3 separate regions of the Homo sapiens genome follow, and all the other regions are linked to region 3. Evidence: chromatin loops called from intact Hi-C (ENCODE). Cell type or tissue: mammary epithelial cell. All regions are shown on one strand. Each heading gives the region's core, and the rest is flanking DNA. Links, peaks and the distances in the headings are about the cores only.

Region 1 (7,634 bases), core at 1,534-6,533, 710 kb after region 3:
AGTTCAAATCAAGGTACTACAGATATTTGCAGGTTGAAATTAATAAATGCATGAAGTAAATAGATGAAATAAATACTCCCTTTTTGCTTCAAAGAGAGAATTCTAAATATCACACCAAAGCAGTGGATTGAGGGTAGTTAAATGAATGTGCTGCTTCACCTAGCAGGTTATAAAGTCAAGGAGCTCATTAATCCCCACAAGGTTACCAGTTTAAAAATGTAGGAAGGAAGAGACAGCACAGTATGCTGGAAAGCATCAGGCACACCTAGGTTTCAATCCCACCTCTACCATGTAACTATTGCTTAAGTGTACAATTGACAGTGTCCTTGTTTACGAAAAGGGGCATAATAAATACTTGCTTATAGGCTTGTTGCCAAGACAGAATGACAGAGGTCTGCAAAGTGCTGTGCACAGTGTGTACACATGGGCTATATTCCATAAACGCAGCTTTCTTTAGTTTTTAATATGTTGTAATAAAATAAGGGATTATGGGTTGTCTATATTCTTTTTCAACTTTTTTAATCCATAAGATTCTCTCATTTTTCCACTTTTTTCCAAATGAAATCCTATGCAGTTAGGATTAACTCCTCTTTCCCCACTATTTTTTTTTTTTTCTGAATGAAATCCCACACAGTTAGTCATCCTATGCAGCTTATTACATAAACACATTTTCTGCTGGACAAAATTTTATATATGTTTAGATATGTGCAGACACACTTACAAATGTATTTGTTAAAATATTTTGAATAATGAGAAGTGAGGATAAGGAAGCTGAAAATATTAGTAATATAAATGAGAAATGAGAAATAACTTTTCAAGATGGGGACTTTTTGAGCTTGCTGCAGCAGCAGAGCTGGATCAGGCTGCTCTGAAAGTTGGGTGGGAGAAGTGCTGGGCCTGTGGGTGGGGAGTCAGGAGTGGAAATTCTATTCCTTTCTGCGGAGGGCACTTAACTTATCTGAGTCTCAGTTAATCACCTGAGAAGCAGATACATTGAGATTCCCGTTTTCCTATGCTATTGTGTAAAGCAAGGTATATCTCCATTAACTGTCAAAGCCCCATATTTTTAGCATGTAAAAGATTTTCTTAAACTGCTTCTCTCTGCCTTTTTGTTCTATAGACTAGTGAAATTTCTAAATTTCTAAATGTGTCCTTTCATTAAGGATTAGATATCATGTACCAGTACCCCAGATTATTGTCAAAAATTGTATCTGCATGATTCCCTGAGTATTTTATATAATAATCTTTATTAGGAATGTCAGAGTACAGCTGTTTTATATCTTACCAGACTGTGATATACATTATACCAATTTTCACCCCTAGAAATAGTCAATTTTTGGATTTGGGGACCATCTGCTGCCCTGTCACATGTCACCTAGAGTGAGGCAGACAAAAATGATGAACTGGTAAGATTCAGGGGAAAGACCAGGGCACTTTGATCTCTCTCTCTCTCTTTCTCGTTTTCTCTCTTTCTTGCGTCTCTTTCACTCTCACTTTATTCTCTCTCCCTTAAAACTATATTTATGTAATAAAAAATGAGTTGATGTAGAATGTCACAGAACCAGATTTTTTTAAACAGAGGCTTTACATAACACATTCTCACACCCCTCAATAAAATGAGTATTGTATAAGAGAGAAAATGTTGGTAAAAAATATTAAAAAATAAGATTTAAAAAGTGGGGCTTGCAAAAACAAATTTATAGAGAAAAGGAAACAGTGTAAACCTACTTAACATTCTAAGGAAGATGATCTCACCTTGAATTTTGGACCACCTGAAACTGAAGACTTGTGGAATCAAGGCAGAGGCCTACCTGGAATCAAGGCAGAGGCCTACCTGCACTCAGTATTTATTAGTATCTTACATATGTAGTACCAGAAGTGCCATTTGAATTGCAAATTAAATGCTCTCTATATCTCTGATGATTCTTTAAACTCTATCAATGTTTTGAGCTATCTGCTTTTTTATTTTCCAAGTGGTTCATAGCAAAACTTTGTTTAAATGATTAAAGAAGAAAGTTTTCCTAGGACAAAATAGAAAAGCTAAGATTGATGGTATAATTATAACCATAACAACAACATCTGTATTAGTCCGTTCTCACATTGCTATAAAGAACTACCTGAGACTGGTTAATTTATGAAGAAAAGAGGTTTACTTGACTCACAGTCTTAGAGGCTGTACAGAAAGCATGGTTGAGGAAGCCTCAGGAAACTTACAATTATGGCTGAAGGGCAAAGTGGAGGCAAGCTCCTTCTTCACACGGCAGAGAGAGAGAGCTAAGGGTGTAGTGTCACGCGCTTTCCAGTAATCAGATCTTGTGAGCACTGTATCACAAGAACAGCAAGAGGGAAGTCTGCCCCTGTGATTCAATCATCCACAACCAGGGCCCTCTTTCAACACTGGGAATTACAATTCTACATGAGATTTGGATGAAGACACAGAACCAAACCATATCAACATTGCTGCTGATTTCGAAAATGGCAGAGTTCTTTAAGAAGGAGCATGATGGATTCTGGACTTTGGAATCATATAGATCTGAGTTTGAATCCTATTTCTAACACTTCCTAGCTGTGTGACCTTGGACAAGTTATATAACTTTAGCTTCTTTTTACATAAAATAGGAATAGAAATTGTGTTTATTTTAGAGTTATTTTAATAATTAAATATGACTATATTTATTCCTTAATACTAGACAAAATGTCAGCATTATTTGCTCTATTTTTTTATTTCATACAGATATAAATTATAGATAAGGAAACTGAGACACTGAGACATAAAGTTAATAAGGGGTGGAATCAGAATGTTATTTCTATATTTTTACTTCATCTCATTCTCATTCTTTATATATCATCACAAATTGATACACTATAATTCAGCTTCTCCAGCAACCTATGGTTCATCAATAATCACTTTTAGTGACTCACACTAGAGGACAGATTTGACTGTACTTCTTGGGAACTATTAACACATTCAAAAAGGTATTATAAATATAGTAGAAACTAGCCATAGCATTATAGCTTGGGTCCAAAACAATTAATCACATAAAATATAGGGTTGCCCTATTGTGAAGTTTTTGAGGTGACCAGAGTTAGCCAGTTGCTGTGAATGACTGACTCGTGCCTGGGTTTTTATTCTGTGGGGCACATTATTGGAAGGTTTCACTGTAGAGTTAATCGTTTGGCTAAAACGTAAAAGATAATGTTGATGTGGTGTAACTCTAAGGGGTAATGATAATAGTAACTATGGCAGGGACAGTGCTGCCTTTAACTCTGATAAAATCTGGCTTACCATGTGTCCTCATTCCTGGGACACACAGAGGAAGACTCTATTTCCCAGCTTCCCTTGCATATGGCTATGTGACATCTGGCTGATGGGATATGAGTGGGAGAGATTCAGAAAAAATTCCAGGAAGTCTTAGAAAAACTCCATGAAATTCTTCAGACCTTTATCCTTTTTGTGTTAACCTTGGAAGGCACAATAAAGATGGCTTAGTGATAGGATGGGAGCAGCTAAGGTCCCCACGTCACTACTCAGGGAATTGCCGAGGTAATTAAAGGAGGTATTAAGTTTATAAAATAGTGCCCAGAGTGTTTTCTTTTCTATCTTCAATTAATTTGAAAGTTTACATTTGTTAGGCAGGAATTAGATAAAATATTCATTCCCTTGTCATCACCATGCCACATTTCAGAAAACTGCTGCCAATTTAATGGCAATGATTCCTTGTGGCCGTGTGAGTCACTCAGAGAGACTTTTTCTAGATGAGGATAACCAAGGAAACACAAAGTATACATTATGGGTTTTGGTTTCAAGAACTATTTTTTGTTTGTTTAGTAATGAGTAAAATGACTCTTTATATTGGTATGTGTGTTAGTGGGGAAGTGTTACATGGAGTATAGATTATGTTTTTGTATTTAAAAAGTTCATATATATGACAGTTATATGTAAATATGTGATGTATAATATATGAGTGTATATACACATATACATCTACACACAAATTCATGTATAAATATAGTAACTAATGTAACCTTGAAAATACATTACATTGTGATGTGAAGAAAGAATTCAGAAAGCCTTCAGAAGAAGATTTTTTTTTTTTTACTATCTACAAGCATAAAAGCATAGCTTAGCACACTGATGAAAAGTCTTAAGAGGTATTTATGGTATCAGATGCTGTTTCAGAGAATAATTTTACTAATTTCACAACAAATAGTTCTTTGAGCATTTACTAATTACTAACAGCTTGATGCACGATTAGAGCAAGGTTTACAAAATATAAACACTCAAATACATGGGTTATCTTTTCTTATCACACTAAATTTCAATTCCCATTCAATTTTGTTAAAAAATAACAAACATATATCGAATGCCTTCAATGTGCCCGAGCATGTGCCATTAGGGAAATTCAAAAATGAATTATATAGCACTCCTGCCCAAAAGGAATTTATAAGCTGGGGGTAACACTAAGTACCATTGCTGTTCAATCTGCTTCTGTTTTCTCTCTTGTGTTTTGTGGAAAAATGTTAGCTTCCACAATGTTTCCTTGTGTGATGCCTTGTATCATGTGTCCTAGCAATTTACTGTCAATGACCTCTCCCAAACAGGCCTCCAAGCCTCCAAAAAATGGGAATCCAACTGTGTTTGACTGGCAACACCTCAGAAGGAAGGTGTTAATTCACTTTCTTAAGATTGCTAATTAAATATGGAATATTCTGCTTCATCCTCTTATTACAAAGAACCAGTTCACTGCCTGTTTTAAGAAAGGTCTTAAGCAGTTTTCATGTAGTCATTGTTGCTGCGTCTTTTAGCTTCCAGATCTGAAAAGCGAAGTTTGAAGAAGGCATGAGTGTACGTGATTTCTCTGTGTTTCGGGTTAGGCTTTGAGTCAGGGGGACCTGGTGGATTTGGGCTCATATTTTTCTTGCTGTGGCAGAGTGCAGAAGACCGACACTTCCTTTCACTTCTGTTCTTGAGTCACAAGCATGCTGCAGGATTAAAGTATATAATATATTAAAAACAATAAACAATAGCTATTAGCATTCTTAATATCATTTATTATTTATATATTACAGAAACATATCCCAATGTTTTCCCAATGTTTTCTGAACATAGTTCAGATGTTTCACATCTTCTCCCAGTGTTTTCTGAACTATGTAAAATTATATACCAGATATGAAATCCATATTGATGGATTCAAAGTATAGTTTGCTCCATAGGTAAAAAGGAAAACCTCTTAAATTATAAATGTGCTATTTTGTAGGATATTCTAACTAATGGCTCACTTCAAATCTTTGAAGTCTTTTTTCTCATAAAATTTACTTTTAATTAATGTTTTAAAAAGTACTTATATAACACATTAGTTGTCTTTTGGTTCACACTTCTGCCATTTAATGATCCTTTAAAAATAATTTGTTGGTTTTTTTCCCTTTAAGGTTTTTAAAACAGAAACATTTATAAACAGAGCTATACAGGATGCATTTACAGTAAGGCACAACATCTCAAAGTGTGGTCTGCAGACATGTGGGTGTCCCTGTGACCTTCTCAGGAGGTCCATAATATCAAGACTATTTCCATAATAGTACTGAGAAAATATTTCCCTTTTAAGCTGTGTTGACGTTTGTACTGATGGTGCAAAATCAATGGTTGGTAAAATTGTTGAACTTTTGCATTAGGGCAAAGGCACTTGAATTAGGGCAAAGGCACTAATTTCTATGAGTGTCATTGCATTTTTCAGCACCACTTTTTTAAAACCCAATTTTATTTAAGAATATCATTGATAAAGTTGTAGAAATTATCAATTTTATTAAATCTTTAAATAGAAGACACATTTTTATTATTCTGTATGATGAAATGGATATTCACATGAAGCAATTCTGCTGCATATTGAAATATGATGGTTGACTCAGTAACAAAAGCACTTGTGTGATTGAGTTATGAGCTGAACTAGCCACTTTTTCAAGGGGAGTCATTTTTACTTGAAAGAATAATTGACAAACAAAATTATGGTTATTTGGACTTGGTTGTATAGTAGAGGTTCTCTTGAAAATAAAGGAAGTGAGCCTGTTATTTCAAGGGAAACAATGACAATATTTGCTGCCAGTGATAAAATTCAAGCTACCAAGTAAAAATTAGAATTTTGGGAAACTTGTATTCACTACTCTAAGTTTGACAGCTTCCCAATACTAAAAGACTTTTCTGTTGAGATCAGTGGTGCTACTAGCAAATGTAATTTTGTGATGTTCTATTTAAAAAAATGGTGAACATTTGCAAGATCTGGATAACTCAATGAATCAATTTTTTTCTAAATGTCTAATGCATAACATAAAACCATGCATGAGTAAAAGATCTATCAAAGCGTAAAATAGACCAGTGGATTTTAATGTAACACAAAAAAATTCATTGACATGTTTTCAGATTCCACAATGCAAATATTATCTAAGAAACTCTACTTGTCAAGATTTGGTGCAGTACCAATTATCTGTAAAAACTATTAAAATATTCCTCAATTTTCCGACTACATATATTTGTGAGGCTGTATTGTCTTTGTATACTTCAATGAAAACAACATATCGAAACAGATAGAATGCAGAAGCAGATTTGAGAATTCGGTTGTCTTCTATTAAGTCTAACAATAAAAAAATGAAAATGTTAAAGGCAACTTTATTTAGTATTTTGTTTTCATTTGAAAAACATAGTTATTGCTCATAAAATTGTGTAATTTATTTTGACATTTTTATAATACGTTAATAAACACATTATTTTACAATTCTAAGCTTTAATTTCTAACATAGCAAATATCGAAAGATATAACCTACAAAAACCACAGCTTTCTGGAGGCCTCAATAATTTTTAAAAGTTTTGTAAAAGTATCCTGAGACCATAGACTTTGAGAACTGGTCTAGAAAACCTGGAAAAAAATGCAGAATTGGGTTGCAGGCTATATACAAAACAACTCTACTATCTGTTGACTGTTTCCCAGGCTGAGTTAATATGTCTCAGTGTCTTTACCAATAAAATGGGTATATTAAATATTCATAGGGCTGTTTTGCCACTTAAATGGCTTATTGTCATATAAGAAGTGTTAACAGCTGTTATTATGAACCAAGGCCAGGAATAACAAAACATAGACCCAGATTACAGTGAAGTTTATTACTATTATTGTCTGTTCAGATCGTTTAAACCATAATGATGGTTGTCTCCTGCCCTGGACATACTAATAGTACCTACTCTACATTTTCCTTATCTTTTCACTGCTCCTTTTATGTCCAAATTCAATTCAGTCTCTGGATAGAGCTTCCTCCGAGAGACTTTACCTCAATAGCCAACAGTGAATCTCTTCTCTCCTATAGATGATTTCCATGTAATAATCTTGCATTTCCACCCATTAATCAAGCAGTAAGCAGTGTGCTAGCCCCTATGGGCAAGTGTCACGTGTCACACATTGTTTGTATTCCAATACTTTTTATGGCAGTGTAGGCCCTTCATCAAATCTGTGAATTTAGCTGAAGTCACTGACAATAATGAATTATTTCAGTAGCGCTATGACTGGTTAAAAACAATCTTGATCAAAACTTGAGAGATAAAAGAGCAGCTTTGCACTCTTCCCTCATCCCCTCCCTTCCATCTACCCATTCAA
Region 2 (7,634 bases), core at 1,534-6,533, 410 kb after region 3:
TTTGTTTAATATCTGTCTCCTCACTCCTCTGGAGATTGTAAACACTGTGACACAGGACCTACTCTGTTTTGTTCAGCATTATCCTTAATGCAAGAATCTTTTATATAGTAGGTCTCAAAAATATATGCTAAAAGATGAATACATAAATGCATGAGAGGTATAAACAGATAATTAATCAGCGTATATACTTTAACAGACAAGTCGTTTAGCTTTCCCTTATTCTTTGTCATCATACATTTTTACTTTTTTCTTGGAAACCTGGGGCACTGAATGACTTACATCTTAAAACTTTTTCTCCAGGGTGGTCTATTTCTGAGCTGAGCTCCTGCATTGATTTAACAAAAAAGGTTTCTTAATATAGACACCCAAGACTAATTGCATTGTCTAGGCACATTGGATAAGGATTTAATTTCACACATCACAAACGATCAGCATCAAATTGTCAGAATCGTATTTTATACCTTCTTTATAGAGCTCTTCAATCTTCTTAGCCCACTTTCACAGCCCACTACTCTGAAACAAGGTTCAGTTAGAGCCTAATGGGGAAAAAAGAAAGGTAGAATGACAAAAGAGAAAGTATTAAATGGTCACTCCATCACTGATTTCAGGAAAGCATACATGTCCTGAAAAGTTGCTGTAACTTTAGACCCAGATTCAGGCAGTGTCCCAGGAAGCCACCTGTGAGTGTGTGCAGCTTCTAGGATCTGCCCCAATTTTATCTACAAAGGGTCTAAATGCAGGCTACAAAACAGAGCTAAACCCAATCACCTGGATCCACAGGAACTCCTGTGTTTTCTCCTTTTCAAAAGCCAACATCCTCTAGAAGTTCAGGGGCTAAATCCTTCCATCAAAATCACACAGTGGGTTTCTAAAAAGCAGTTGGAGTAAGAGACTTATCAGTTCTGCAATATGCCACTTTTCTGTTGGGTGCTTCTGCACTGCAACTAAAAGCAACAATTGCACTATTTTCTGATATTTCTCAAATCCATCTCTTCCTCTTCATTCCCATTGAATGTTTCTCTTGGTGAGAACTTCAACATTTTTAGATGAATGCTTGTTAGAATAGGTTTCAGCAGGCTCCCCCGCTTCTTCCCTTTCTAAGTATGCCCCCATCTCATCACCAGAGTATTCTTTCTAAAATGCAAATTTGTTTACAGCTCTTCTAACCACCAATCTTCCACATAGTGTAAAGTAAAAATGTTGGCCAGGTGCAGTGGCTCACACCTGTAATCCCAGCACTTTGGGAAGCCGAGGCGGGTGGATCACGAGGTCAGGAGTTCGAAACCAACCTGACCAACATGGTGAAACTCCATCTCTACTAAAAATACAAAATTATCCAGGCGTGGTTGCACGTACCTGTAATCCCAGCTACTCAGGAGGCTGAGGCAGGAGAATCGCTTGAACCCAGGAGGCGGAGGTTGCAGTGAGCCGAGATTGCACCACTGCACTCCAGCCTGGGTGACACAGCGATTCCATCTCACGCACACACAAAAAAATGCTTTTAGTGTCAGAAAATGTCCTTAAATTTGGAAATGGGCCACATTTCCCAGCATTTTTCTTCCTTTCCAGACTTGGTTCTAATAGCACCACATGAAAAAATCTCTGAACCCCCTGGATGCCTTGACCTCTTTCTCTTCTGTGGCCTATTACAGTTTGTATTTTGCCTCAATTGTATGAATCATTATTCTGACCTCAGCAATTCATTTGTTTGCCTTTTGTCTTTCCACGCTATGATCTCCTTGAGACTTGTGACCCATATGGTTCATGTAAAATGAATCAATTCTTTCTGTAATCAGCTAAGCTCACTTGTGCATCTTTAGTCAGACGTGAGTTGGATAGGCAGATATGACGATCTATCTAGATTTTCTCAGATGTTTGGGGCTTAACTGGTATAGCTTGTCTAGAAGGGCTTTGACTAATACAAGTGGGCTCTCCCTCATGTGGTATCTTCTGTAGGCTAGTCCAGGCATATTCTTAATGACAGTGTCTGGGCAACAAAGGAGCAGAAATGTTCAAAGTCTCTTGAGGCCTAAGCTTAGAGCTTGGCCAATCATCACTTCCATTGCTTTCTGTTAGTTATTAGCTCAGAAGGTCAGAAGGTCAACCCAATTAAAAGAATTTGGAAAATACGTTCTACTTCTTGATAGAAAGAGATACAAGGACACATGGCAAAGGCCATAGCTACAAGAACAGGTGAAGAATTGGGGCTATTTTGGTAACCAGTCTCTTATATCTCTTGAGTAAACCAAAACATTGTTATGTTTCTTTCCTGAGAATTCAGGACATACTTGTGCAGAACAGTGAACTGCCAATTAATGGTGTAATCTGGCTGATTTGTAGTAGCTATTAGAATATAATCTGTAATTGCTAAAATTTTCTAAAAGCAAAGGAAATATTTGCTGGGATACTTATAGTTAGATAGCTCTTTTATGAACGAGTTGAATAACAAGAACTGTTGTCATTGATTATACGATAGCTAATACCTTATGGATTATATGCCACAGGAGGTAGATGTTTTGGTTTTTATTTTGCATATAAGAAGAGAGAGTCTCTGGGAGGTTAAAGAGAGGCCCAAGGTCATGCAAGTGGCCCTTTTGGGAGAACTCAAGACTCAAAAACGCAGATTTTTAAAATTTTACTCTAAGTGTTAACCTCTGTCCCTGTATTCCTTTGGTGTTTAAGAGGCTATTTAGAGTGACTTACATCTAACCATCACTTACAAGGTGGTCATTATCTTAGTGCTAAAGGTTTTTAGGGAAGGAACATTTATGTAAGAGATTTAGTTTATGTGAAAATCTTTTCCAGTTTACTCATCCTTGCAAGGACAAAAATCAATTTCTTTTGCAGCCATAGTTACTGTTTATACTTTCAATAAATTTCATGTTCTCCATGCAGTTGATCAGATGCTGCTTTCTTCAGGGATGCCGATCAAAAGTCCGAAAGTTTATTTCTCTGAATAAACACTACCCTGAAAAGTAGGGAGGGGAAAGTTCTTCCTATCCTGAAAATTTTCAGCTCTTCGTTAATCCAAAAAGCTGAAAATATTTCAAGTCAAACGTGGCCACATACCATCTGGCTGAGTTAGAAGTTTACTTAGTAATCTCCTTATCAGCCAAACAACTGGAAGTCTAGATAAGTCCTATGTGTAAGAAGCCAGTGTCAACTTGTTTCCACATAATAGCAGTGAGAAAAAATGTATTAGAAAAGAGGGAGTTCATCAGGAGGAATTAATTTGGGAATTTTGCTGGCATGCACTGAACTCTCAGTACTGGTGAGTTTATTATTGAGGGAACCAACTAGAGACTTTAAGGATGCTTTGTGTGTCATCCACCAGGAAGCATTATTTGTGTGTGGTTTTCAAAGTGTTTTCTATACAGGAGTTTGTTCAAAACTCTAAAAAGTGATACTACTGTATTTTGCTTTATGCAATAGATATGGCACTGCAAAATTGCCTGCAAATTGATTTTTTTTCCTATTGTAAATGGAAATCTAATTGAAATACACTAGGGAGGAATTTGCTAGTTCAAGAAATCCTTGCATAGTGTGAACATTGCTTTTTCTCTTGAGAATAAGTACTCCTTAATGTATCTATTTTGTGAATTTAAATTTTTGTTCAATAAGCTTCATGTAGCTGTGCTCATCTGCCTACCTTAGGGCACCTGGGAAAAATGCATTTACATCAATTTAGTAATAGGATTTTTCTGAATACCTCACACACCCACAAACTACATGAGAATTTTTCAACTTGAAAACATCCCACTTATTATCGAAGTGATTATGGGTACTCTTATATAACTCTTCAACAAAACTGACTTGTTCAGAGTCAAACCCCACCTCAAATTCATCCTCCAAATTACTGCTATAGGGCAGAAAGACATGATTGAGGCAGAAAAGTTGTTAGAGTAAATTGATATAGCAATTTAAACACCAACTCTATAGGGTCATTCAGATATTTCTTCAGTCAGTCAGATGTGGAAAGCAGTTCTGCATAAAAGAATAATGAGTTTTGGACTTGAAAGAACAGTGACAAGTCACTTAGCTCATTTAAGCACCAGTTAGCTCATGTATGAAAAGCTTGGCATAGACCCTGCACATAGTTTGTATCCAATAAACAGGCTGTTGTTGCAATTGTCACTGGTGGCATTGTTATTGTTCATACTCTTTCAGCCAGCCTGCCATTCATTTCCTGGATGAGTCAGTGGCCAACCCTAGGCAGGAGAAGATAAAGGCATACTCTACAGCTCTTTGGCGCTTCCTGTTTCTCTGGAGTAGTCATTCTTCTCGATCTTTAGGTCTAATTTTATTCTTTGGCTTAGTTTTATGATAGCAGTAGTTACTTTTTTTTTACTTTGATATGATAGCAGTTTTACTTTGATATGATAGCAGTAGTTACTTTTTTATTTGCTTTGTTAATTTTATAATAGCAGTAGTGTTTCTATAGTCTCTTGGCTTAATGCTGGGAGGTGACCTGCTCATCTTTAGACCAGTGATGTGGGCTTTGTGTCCTTTTTTATATGCAGATGCTCAGGCTTTGAAGTAAAACACTGTTCCATTTACTAATTGTGTGACTTTGGGTGAGTTATTTAACCTCTTTAATTCTCAGAGTTCCCATCTCTAAAACAGAATTCAAAAGACCTACTGTTAGATGTGTTGGAAAGATTAAACAAAATAATGAGTATAAAATATTTAGCAGACTGCCTAATACATAGGGAGCACATAATAAATGTGGTTATTTTAACATTCAGGGGGGACTGCTTATCATACCCCACATCCAGATCCCTGGACCCTCAATCATCTGATGACTATTTCCTTAAAGAGATTCTGGTATTTCTTTGTTTTTATGTCATTTTTTTCACCTTCAAGCATCTATAATAACATACATATATTACCATTCCTATTCAGTGATTTTTAACAGTCTTTTAGACGTTTTATGATGCTCTTAAAACTGTGACCCATTTAATCTTGCCAGAGAAATACATCTATAATTAAAAATGCATATGCTAGTTTTCTACTCAAAACTTCCTGGATTCAAGGCTATTTTTGATCCTGTCCCTTTTTGCTTCTCCAATCTCATTGCCTGCTTCTTATGTACCCCTGCTCCATGCTCAGTAAATGATGCCTGTTTCTCTAAAGTCTTCTTCTTTCAGACTTCAGTGCTAATGCATAGTTGGCTTTGAATGTGTTTCCTCCTCTCATTCTCTCAACAACCTCGTCAAGGCTCAGCACCTCCTCTCCTGTGACTCCTTCCTTGACTCCAGTTGGTCAGCAACTGAAGATGTGTTTTCCTCTTTGCACCATTTGCATATCAACATTACAGCACTATTCCTATCACATTGAACTTGATAGTCCACCTCGTTATTCTCTCATCTTATAATGCAGGGACTACACTTTTTAGCTTTCGTATTCCTAGTGTCTGGCACAGTACCTGGTGGTACTAAGTTCCCACTCTCAACCTGAATCTCTTTTTCTCCCTTTCCTTATCTTTCTATGTGTATATATGTGTGTGTATGCATGTGCATGCACGTACACACTTTCGTTTAATAAGAAAGTTGTTCCATGTCATGTGATTTTATTTTCTCTAACAGTTACCACACTCCAGGGTAAATACCACATAATGTAAACAAATTAGAGGAGCTCTTATCTTAGCATTTAGTTCGTAGACACATATTCCCATGGAATAGGCAGATACTGGAACAGACATTTTCTCTAAATAGTACAATGTGCATTCACAGCTGTAAAATCAATACACCATTTACTGAGAGTTAGCTTTATCTGTTGTGTGTGCTGTATTACAAATGACTTTATACAAATGTGATTGAGCTTGCCTCTCCAATTCATGAAAATTGTTCATTAAAATTATTTCTCATTCGTACTCAAGAATGAGCCTTCAATAAACAGCATAATCTTAAGATTTAGTTTAAGAAACAATCTTCCCAAAAATGCCTTTGTTTAGGTTCTTGGGAATTCCATGTAGTCATCTATGCATTGAAGTTGAACACATGCTATATTGTTCAAATGAATAATTATTGCTAAGAAATGCCATTGAAAGCTAATAGATTCAAAATAATTTTTAATTGTTAGTTTTATTTTATAGTTATCAACTTGACTATACAATAGACTATTATTTTTTAATTTTTAAACAAGGAGTAAAGGAATGCTTGCCTATAAGATATAAATAATTACGAGCATATTATTACTTTCCCTAATCACATTTTTATTTTTAAAATATTATTAATGGGTTAGGCATGGTGGCTCACGCCTGTAATCCCAGCACTTTGTGAGGCTGAGGCTGGATCACGAGGTCAGGAGATTGAGACCATCCTGGCCAACATGGTGAAACTCTGTCTCTACTAAAAAATACAAAAATTAGCCAGGCTTGGTGGCGTGCACCTGTAATCCCAGCTACTCAGGAGGCGGAGGCAGGATAATTGCTTGAAGCCGGGAGGCGGAGGTTGCAGTGAGCCGAGATTACACCACTGCACTCCAGCCTGGGTGACAGAGCAAGACTCTGTCTCAAAAAATATATATATATATTTATATTTATATTAATAATATATATTTATATTTATATTAATACTATATATATTATTGATGGCCAAGGAAGCTTTATTTTTTTAAAGAAGTGTTTGTGTGTGTATCAGCAATTACTTCCTCATGATTTGTTTTGCATTGTTCCTTCCAGCCTTAGTCTACATACATCCATTTATGCATACATATACCCTTATTCCTAACCATATACTTTGAAACTATGAGGTTTTATATTTTCATATAAAATATACTTCACATGTCCAGAAGAACTTTTCTGTTTACTTGTCACATACTTTAAAACATTAACAGTACTATTGAATGACACTTCTTTTTTTATTTAATTTTTATTTTTTAATGTTAGATTTAAGGGGCATTCGTGAATGTGTGTTACATGGGTATATTGCCTAATGGTGGGGATTTGGCTTTTAGTGTCTCTGTCACTCAAATATTGAACATTGAATACAATAGATAATCTTTCAAACTTTATCTCCTTCCTACCTCCCCACTTTTGAATCTCCAATATCCGTTATACTACTCCGTATACTTTTGTGCACCCATAGCTTAGTCCTCATTTAGTGAGAACATGCAACACTTGATTTTGTACTTCTGAGTTAGTGTACTTTGGATAATGGCCTCCAGCTCCATCCATGTTGCTGCAAAGGACAGGAATTCATTATTTTTTATGGCTGCATAGTATTCCATGGTGTCTGTATAACACATTTTCTTTGTCCAATCAACTGTTGATGGACACTAGGATTAGTTCCATGATTGCCGTGGTGAATAATGCTGCCATAAGCATATGAGTGCAGGTGTGTTTTTTTGAAAAATGATTTATTTTTCCTTTGGGTAGATACACAGCAGTGGGATTACTAATGGTAGCTCTATTTTTAGTTCCTTAAAATATCTCCATATTGTTTTCCATAGAAGTTGAACCAATCTACATCTCCACCAACAGTATACAAGAATCCCCGTTTCTCCACATCCACACCAACATCTGTTATTTTTGGCTTTTAGTAATAGCCATTATGACTGGTGTAAAATATCTCAGTGTGCTTTTAGTTTCCATTTCTCTGGTAATTACTGATGTTGAGAATTTTTTCCTGTGT
Region 3 (7,634 bases), core at 1,694-6,693:
AGGAAGGGTGAAGTATACAATATGAGATTTAATTAATTATAAGATTTATTACATATCTTATACACATTTTTTCTCATCTTTTACTTTTTTTTCCTCCCTACCTCCCATCTTTCCTTACTTCCCCTTTCTTCCCTTTATTTCTTACTTCTTTCCTTGATATTTCAAATTGCCTGGTTGTTAGCTGGCCCGAAATAGATGCACTTTCTAGGGAATTAATTACATGGATGTAAGTTAATGTTTCATCTGCTTTCCAATTGACCAACACTGTGAGCAATCTAAGGTCCACAGCTCTGATTTCTGACTCACAGAAAATGTTCCATCATTCTTTAAAAAACTTTGTCCCAGAATTTTGTATTTATTATCTTCTTTTCTTGGTTTAGTTCGTTTAGAATAAACCGTATTTCTTATTATGAAAATAATATTTATTGTAAAAAATAGCAAAATAAAGAAAAGCTGAAATAATTATATTTCATAACCTTATTTGAATTAACACCTAAAAACCCACTTTTAATACTTGGTCTTTCCAGAAATTTTACCCATTTTTTTTAAATGGGATGATCCCTCAGATAGCTTTCTAAAGATTTCCCTGAAGCAAATATTCACTGATGATGCTAAAATACTCCAGTTTCTTTAAAAAGTAGTACCTATATATGTTTGAATTTCCTAATGACATTGTGATTTGGCTAGCCAATTATAGCAGTGGGTGTATGTGCATTTGGGCATGTGCATGTGGATGTGGATGTGCATGGTTTTCTCTGAACTGATAGCACCAAACAGGTTTGGAGAAATGCCTGTGCAGTTATTCTTTGCTACCCTAACCCACTGTAGATGTTATGTTGAGTAATCCAGCCACTTCTTTTCTCCTTATCCACTTTATATTTCTGGACACCAAGCTTTTCAAATGTTTAAAAATGATTTGAAGCCTGATTCTTAAGCATGTTAATTTATAAAGTCTCTAAGCTGAGACAAATATTTTAGTATGTCTCAGTACATAGCTTTCTCATTTTCCTTTCAGGTCAGTAGATAAATCCTTCTCTTAATATTTCATAAATGCCAGGAGTTAGTTAACAGTCCTGAAATACTATTAAATTAATCTCTTTTGTTCCTGACACAGCCTTTATTTTATTCTTTACCCCAGAAGATGTCACATTTGTAGATCATATTTATATTTTATCTGAAATACTGTGAGTGGTAGTTTCTTAAAAAAATACAGTGTTCTGTAGTGAAGTCTTAACAGTCACTATGGGAAATTTTGCAACCTTCAGAAAGCCTATTCTTTCAAAACTCAGAAAATTCTTACCTAATAAATAGAGACCAGTGCTAGAAAGTAGCTAGTAGGTTAAACCATGTACTTCACTGATATTTAGGTGTACATTTTTTTTTCACATTGGAGATTAGTATTCTGATCTCCTCCCTAAATAGGCAACTTACAGAAGCAAAACAACTATTGAAATTTTTTAAATGTATGAATTCTGAATGATATATCAAGTCATCTAATTTTTTATGAGGTCAAATTGTTGTTATTTATTTATTTTTTCCTTTGAATTCAATCATTGGGTTGCCTGGCATCTTAGAAACCTAGCTATGGCTTTGAGAATTTCCCCTCTTCCTCGTCTTCTTCTTTTCCACATGTTTTACCATGCCTTGGTTTTTCTTTCCATACTTTTTTTTTTTTTTGAAACGGAGTCTCCGTCTGTCGCCCAGGCTGGAGTGCAGTGGCTCGATCACTGCTCACTGCAACCACTGCCTCCCGGACTTAAGCGATTCTCCTGCCTCAGCCTTCGGAGTAGCTGGAACTACAGGCACCTGCCACCACGCCTGGCTAATTTTTTCTGTATTTTTAGTAGAGACGGGGTTTCACCGTGTTAGCCAGTATGGTCTCAATCTCCTGGCCTCGTAATCCGCCCGCCTCGGCCTCCCAGAGTGCTCTGATTACAGGCGTGGGCCACCGCGCCCAGCCTCTTTCTATAGTTTTCTAAAGCATAGTACAAGGGACCCTTCTCTTAATATTAGAATTACTATTACGGCAATCAAGCTGACATAACCAAATTTGTGTAAAACCATTGAAGTAAAATGGGCCACGTCATTATTATTATTGTTATTGTTATTTTGTGTACTCTATGACCACATTTTTTATTCAGATTCCATGACTATATTTCTATAATGGAAGCACCTAAGGAAAATGACTCCTAGTTTCTGCTGTATTGCTTTTGCTGCGGTGGAATGAGTTCTATCAGACAACTGGATGCATTTGAAAATCTTCATATTTTCACCCTGGAAAAGTCCTATTAGCTAAACTTGCTCCTGTTTAGAAATATTGACCAAAAAACATAGTCCATCTTGTAAAGGTATACTAGACATTTACTAAACAAGTAAACTAACTTCAAGTATAGTAAGTTTATTAATTCCAAAATCTAGAAATGCATGCCATAAAGTAAGTTTTTTGTTTCTATTGTTTGAAGGCCAATTTTCAGCCATAATATTAAGCTTCATACTTCTGGAAGAGTAAACCAAGCAGAACAGCAAGTTAGAATCTGGACGTAATATAACTATGGAGGATTAAAGTGGGGGCTGTGGGTAAAAATTTCTGAAGCCCTTTCTCAAATTAGCGGATTAAAGCAATTGTGACGTTCCCAGCGTATCACAAGTGGCCAATAAATATTGATTTCTTCGTTTTCCTTCTGTTTCCCATCATTTAAAATGCTTTCCATTTCTCCACCATTAAAAAATAGAAGTAATGTGAATGTTTGATGGTGTGTTAGTAAATCATTCTTAATTTTTTTTTTACAGTTGGGGATCTCACTATATTGCCTAGGCTAGATGAAAACTCCCAGGCTCAAGTAATCCTTCTGCCTCTACCTCCTGAGTAGCTGGGACTATAGGTGCATGCTACTGTGCCCAGCTATATCCTTAATTTTGAAAGTTTACTAAAAAATGCTTATGTACTCTCAGGGTGAAGACAAAGACAATGTACTCCACCTTTTTTTTTTTTGTTTTTTACATTTTATTATGAACAGCTCAGTGTTATCCTTAATAGATATTTGTTGATTGAAAATCTGATATAAAGTCAGTTGAAGGAGGTCTGAAAATATAAAGATTCTATAAAAGTACACAATATAGCAGTTTGCTAATATTCGGATGAAAAGTCTATCAAAAAGTCTATTATAGACTAATAAGTCTATCAAAACTGCTTTGGACTGTTCATTGTTGCACCACCATTGTGCCATGTACTCTCAATCCTCTCTTAAAAATTACTTCTGAAGACTGGTGTGGATTAATGCATTAAATGCAGTATAAAATCAGATAATGTGGGAGAAGAAATCTTGAATGACTTCTTTTAAATTAATATGTTTAAAAAACAACTGAAAAGATAATATTCTTCACGTTAATTGTCCCTGATACCCATTAATAATAGGTGCCTACATTATTGCAATACACATTCATTAACTATTAGGATTTTACAGTAGTTACATATCAAAACTGAATCTTACTGTGGCAATAAATTAAAATTAAATGAATATTAAATCTACACCTGGCTTTATTAAACCTAAAATTGATTACTTTGCTTTTGTCATAAAAAGTGACTTCTCTAAAAAATGTGATATATTTTTAAAAAGTACCAAACCAAGTATTATGATTCTTGGGTTTTAGTCTCAGCTGCACCACTCACTGACTGAGTGGCTTTAAACACGTCACTTGCCTGGCTAGACCTCCAACTGCTGAATTTTGAAAGAGAAATTTGATGTAGATTAATTTATATAATTATTTTTAACTTGAAACTTCTGTAATATATAAACGTACCCATGATTTTAAATTTTAGACACAAGGTGGCACTATTAGTAGTGATTCTAATTTGTTCCACAGATAAAACTAGGGGAATTTCAAGATCTGTGTATCCAAAGAATAAATCTAAATATATGAAGACACTGTATCTCACACACACACACACACACACACACACACACACAGTCTTGGTTATTTTTAACATCTGGATGAATGCTCAACAATTCAGTCAACCAAATGTTTGCTTGACATCAAGATGATTGATTTTTTAAAATGTTCACGAGAATATTTCAGTGTTAAGGTACACAATCAAGAAATATTTGCAAAAATATATGCAAGATAAAGATTGATACTGGTGTGATTTCAACATAAACAGGAACTCCTAAACAAGATCTATCAATTTTATAGCATGTAAGGAAAGGTATTGAAATGTGAACAAATTGCATAACTCAGTTTGCTATTAAATTAAAAAGAATGCATGTTGGTATGCAGACAATTTTCAAATGACACTAAAGGCAAAATTTGTTTTAAACTGGAAAGGTGTAGATGATGCAAAGAATTTAAATTATAATCTCTAGAACATTTTTGTTGAAATTTTCCAACATCTTGCTACCACTTCCTAAAACACTCTCCACACATACTGAAGACCATGAACTGTTTTGTGGCTAAATCAACAATATTACTTAATATAATATTACTTTTATAATAAACATATTTTTCCTAAAATCTGACTTCTTCCCGTTTGTTATGAAGATTCTCAAATTAAATCTTTCATGATCCAATTCAAATACAATTTTTCTCCTTTAGTGTTTTTCCTGATACTGCAGGAAAGTCTCTCCTAAATCATTTATAAAATTCTTGTACTTAAAAATGTTGTAGATCTTAGCAGTCCCCTAGACCATATTTTTTATCTTAGTGGTAATAAAACTGTGCTCCAGTGAGGAAGTATGATGGGAAGAAGCTCCACCTCTGATCAGCGATGGGGGAAGAAATCCAGTCCCAGTGTTCTTTCTACCATGTGCTATTTGTATGTTTCAGATGATAGACGGTGCTTTCCAACGGGAGTACGAATCTAATCTACCTGGCTAAACTGTAAATTCCTTCTAGTAAAGAGTTTATGTCTTTTCTCTCATACTGTCTAGCATAGTATTTGGTAATGTGGAGGTGCTTAGGGCATACATTTGAATAAACAAATGATTAACTCTAATGAACAATTTTAATAAAATTAATACTCACTTCTTCCATATTTGTGCCCACTGCAGTACTTCACTTCAGATAATTACATCTGATAATATTGTTTTACACCTCTACAGATCTATCTGTGGTGAAAAGTGATCATTTTTAAGTAGGTTTTATTGTAGGTTACTCTGAAATGGGTAATGATTACAAGCTCTTTGTGATTGCTCAGTGGTTATGACTCACCAGACCCCAGTTTAAATTCTTGCAACTGAATGAGTAATAAAGCTATGACTTACACCATCGTTGGTTCAAAAGACATTGGCTGAAAATATACTGTTCCCTGGAAAGGACTCTATCCTATGTTAGTTATGTGACTTTAGTAAGTGAGTCAATCTCCTTCAGCTTGTCTCCTCCTCAGTAGCCATGATGATGATAATTACTGCTCAGAGTTATTAATATTTTACTGACTAAATAATATGCTATGTACACAGTCCTAGGAACATAGAAATCTGGCACGTATGTTATGTAGATGATGTTGAAATCTTTTTCTTAGAACGAAGAAGATACAGAGGATGAATCAGTATATAACAGTAACAAAGGTAAAGTCCCTTTACCTCATTTCCCTCTACCAATTTTTGGTCAATTGTCAGTACTGAGCAAATACTTATGCAATGGCATCACCAGTCTTGGAAAACAATTACAAGGGATGTATAAATTGTAATAATCTACATAATTCTAGGTCTTTTTCTAATCTGTGAATGTGGAACCTTTGCAAATCCCACTCATATTTTACCCAAGTGTTCGTGTGGTTCTAGCCAGAAGTTTTAGATATGCTTACATCAACTTTCTGATGTTCTCCTCAGTCTCCCTTTTTGGTGGTCTTCCACTTCCGAGGCCACTTGGCAGGGGAGTGATTCCCACATCCCCATGCTAACCTCCCACTGCCCTTGGCTACCAGTGTTCAATTTGATAGGGCACGTGTCCATGCTGAGGATTCAGCCTATGATGAAGCCAACACTGTTCCTCACTGCTTCTTCAAGGACAAGCACAGTGCTTAGCATGAAACAGGTTCTTAAAAATATTTACATATAGAATAGATGAGAGGGACCAAAGCCTTTCCTAGAAGCTTTAATATATTGGAGCTACACTGTGTTCAGCAGAAAAAGAAAAAGTGTGGCCCTCCTTTTCCTTCACTGTCCTACTTTTCATCTGGGTTTCAAAAGTTGGATGGCATATGCTACCGTGTCAGGAGGTTTCTTTGTAAAACAGCTCCTTCAGCTTCTTCAGGCCCTTGTTCAAAAAAGCTGATGGCAAGTGTGCTATTCCTTTCAGTGGCTTTTAGGCCAATGTCTGAGGAAAATGCTGCCATTCTTTTCTTTCACTTTCCATTCTAGAACTGGTGCTTTCTCCCAGCCCAACTCTACTAATATTCTCCATATGTAGAGGAAAAGAGAGAATTTACTTACACAGCTCGTACAAGTTTAGTAGATATGCCCAGATATATTTAATTTCCTAACTAGATTCAAATCTTCTCTGCTGCTGCAAATAGATATTCAAAAAGCAAATCAAAATTAAAAATATAAACTATTTAGAAATTAAAGAAATGCAAGTATGTTTTTTAAAATTAAGAGATGCCGCTGTAACTGTACTCAGAGTAAAATATATAATTTTATGTACCTTAAAAATTATTACAAATAAGTCAACTAATTCAACTTTAGAAACTAGAAAACAAAACAAAAAATTATGATAGAAAAAAGCTTAATAAAGTTAAAAATTAATATTTTGTAAAACTAAAATTAAAGTTAAGAATGAAAAAGATAAAATGTATTTCTGTAAAAACATGAAAATAAAAAAAATAACCTAGCAGGACTGACACAGAAAATTTTTAACGTTAAAAAAATAGGAATGAAAAGTATAAGGTATAATTATAGATACAAGTGAGATTAAACAAAATAATGAGATTTTGTTTGCATAAATATAGAAATAAATTAGAAATACATAAAATGGATTCTTTTCTAGCAAGACATAAATTATCGAAGGAGTCCCAATTACACAAAAATAATTTTCAATAATATTACATGAAAAATACAGTGATGTGAAAGTATGGAAGGCAGTTTTTTAACTTTGAAGTAGTGAAACCAGTTTTAGCGTGACAAAACATAGTTGTCATAAGTAAAATAGTAACAAATTTAACTGCGTATCTATTAACAAGCAAATTTAAATGTAAAACACTTCTTATGTGGCTCAGCTCTATGCATAAAGTTAAAAAACAATGACATGCTGAAAGGAAAATGTAGCATACAGAACAGACATAGGGCTTTATGACACTTTTTTTTCTACAAATAAAATTTTAGGAAAGATAAACAGTCAAACAGAAAAATAGGCAACATATGAACGAGCAATTCAGGAAAAAAATTGAAATTTACATGACGTGAAAAGATGCTTAAACTTACTTCACACCTCAGGGAAATACAAAATTCAATAGTAACGAAACATGCATTTTTTCCTCACAAAACTTACAATAAGTTTTCAGTGTTGATAGATAATATCTATATTGACAGGGATTTGGGAAATGGGCATTCTCAGATGGTGTTAGTGAAAGTATAGATTGGTCAAAATATTCTGGAGAGCAATTTGGAGCCTCAGTTAAAAATTAAAGTACCAATGCTCAT

The links. Hi-C counts contacts between places; a loop is a spot of excess contacts. Peaks named below come from ENCODE experiments on the same cell type or tissue, not always from the same donor. Only the 100,000 strongest peaks of a DNase experiment are listed, where the experiment ranks them.
Region 1: a loop joins it to region 3, with 3 times the contacts of the local background. A loop is called at or near these places in 2 of 110 quality-filtered maps.
Region 2: it touches region 3 in a loop (4-fold over the local background); 2 of 110 quality-filtered maps call a loop at or near these places.

The regions. Positions count from the first base shown.
Region 1 is chr11:80,294,133-80,301,766 of GRCh38, reverse strand. No RefSeq gene overlaps it. Among named protein-coding and RNA genes, the nearest start is that of LINC02720, 460 kb to the left of the region's middle. In mammary epithelial cell, for the core only: no CTCF peak of the experiment used is centred there; a DNase peak (open chromatin) is centred at 3,766; H3K27ac peaks cover 1,296 bases.
Region 2 is chr11:80,590,697-80,598,330 of GRCh38, reverse strand. No RefSeq gene overlaps it. Among named protein-coding and RNA genes, the nearest start is that of LINC02720, 170 kb to the left of the region's middle. In mammary epithelial cell, for the core only: no CTCF peak of the experiment used is centred there; a DNase peak (open chromatin) is centred at 4,170; H3K27ac peaks cover 1,815 bases.
Region 3 is chr11:81,003,440-81,011,073 of GRCh38, reverse strand. No RefSeq gene overlaps it. Among named protein-coding and RNA genes, the nearest start is that of LINC02720, 240 kb to the right of the region's middle. In mammary epithelial cell, for the core only: a CTCF peak has its summit at 3,825 (motif pointing right); a DNase peak (open chromatin) is centred at 5,293; H3K27ac peaks cover 1,842 bases.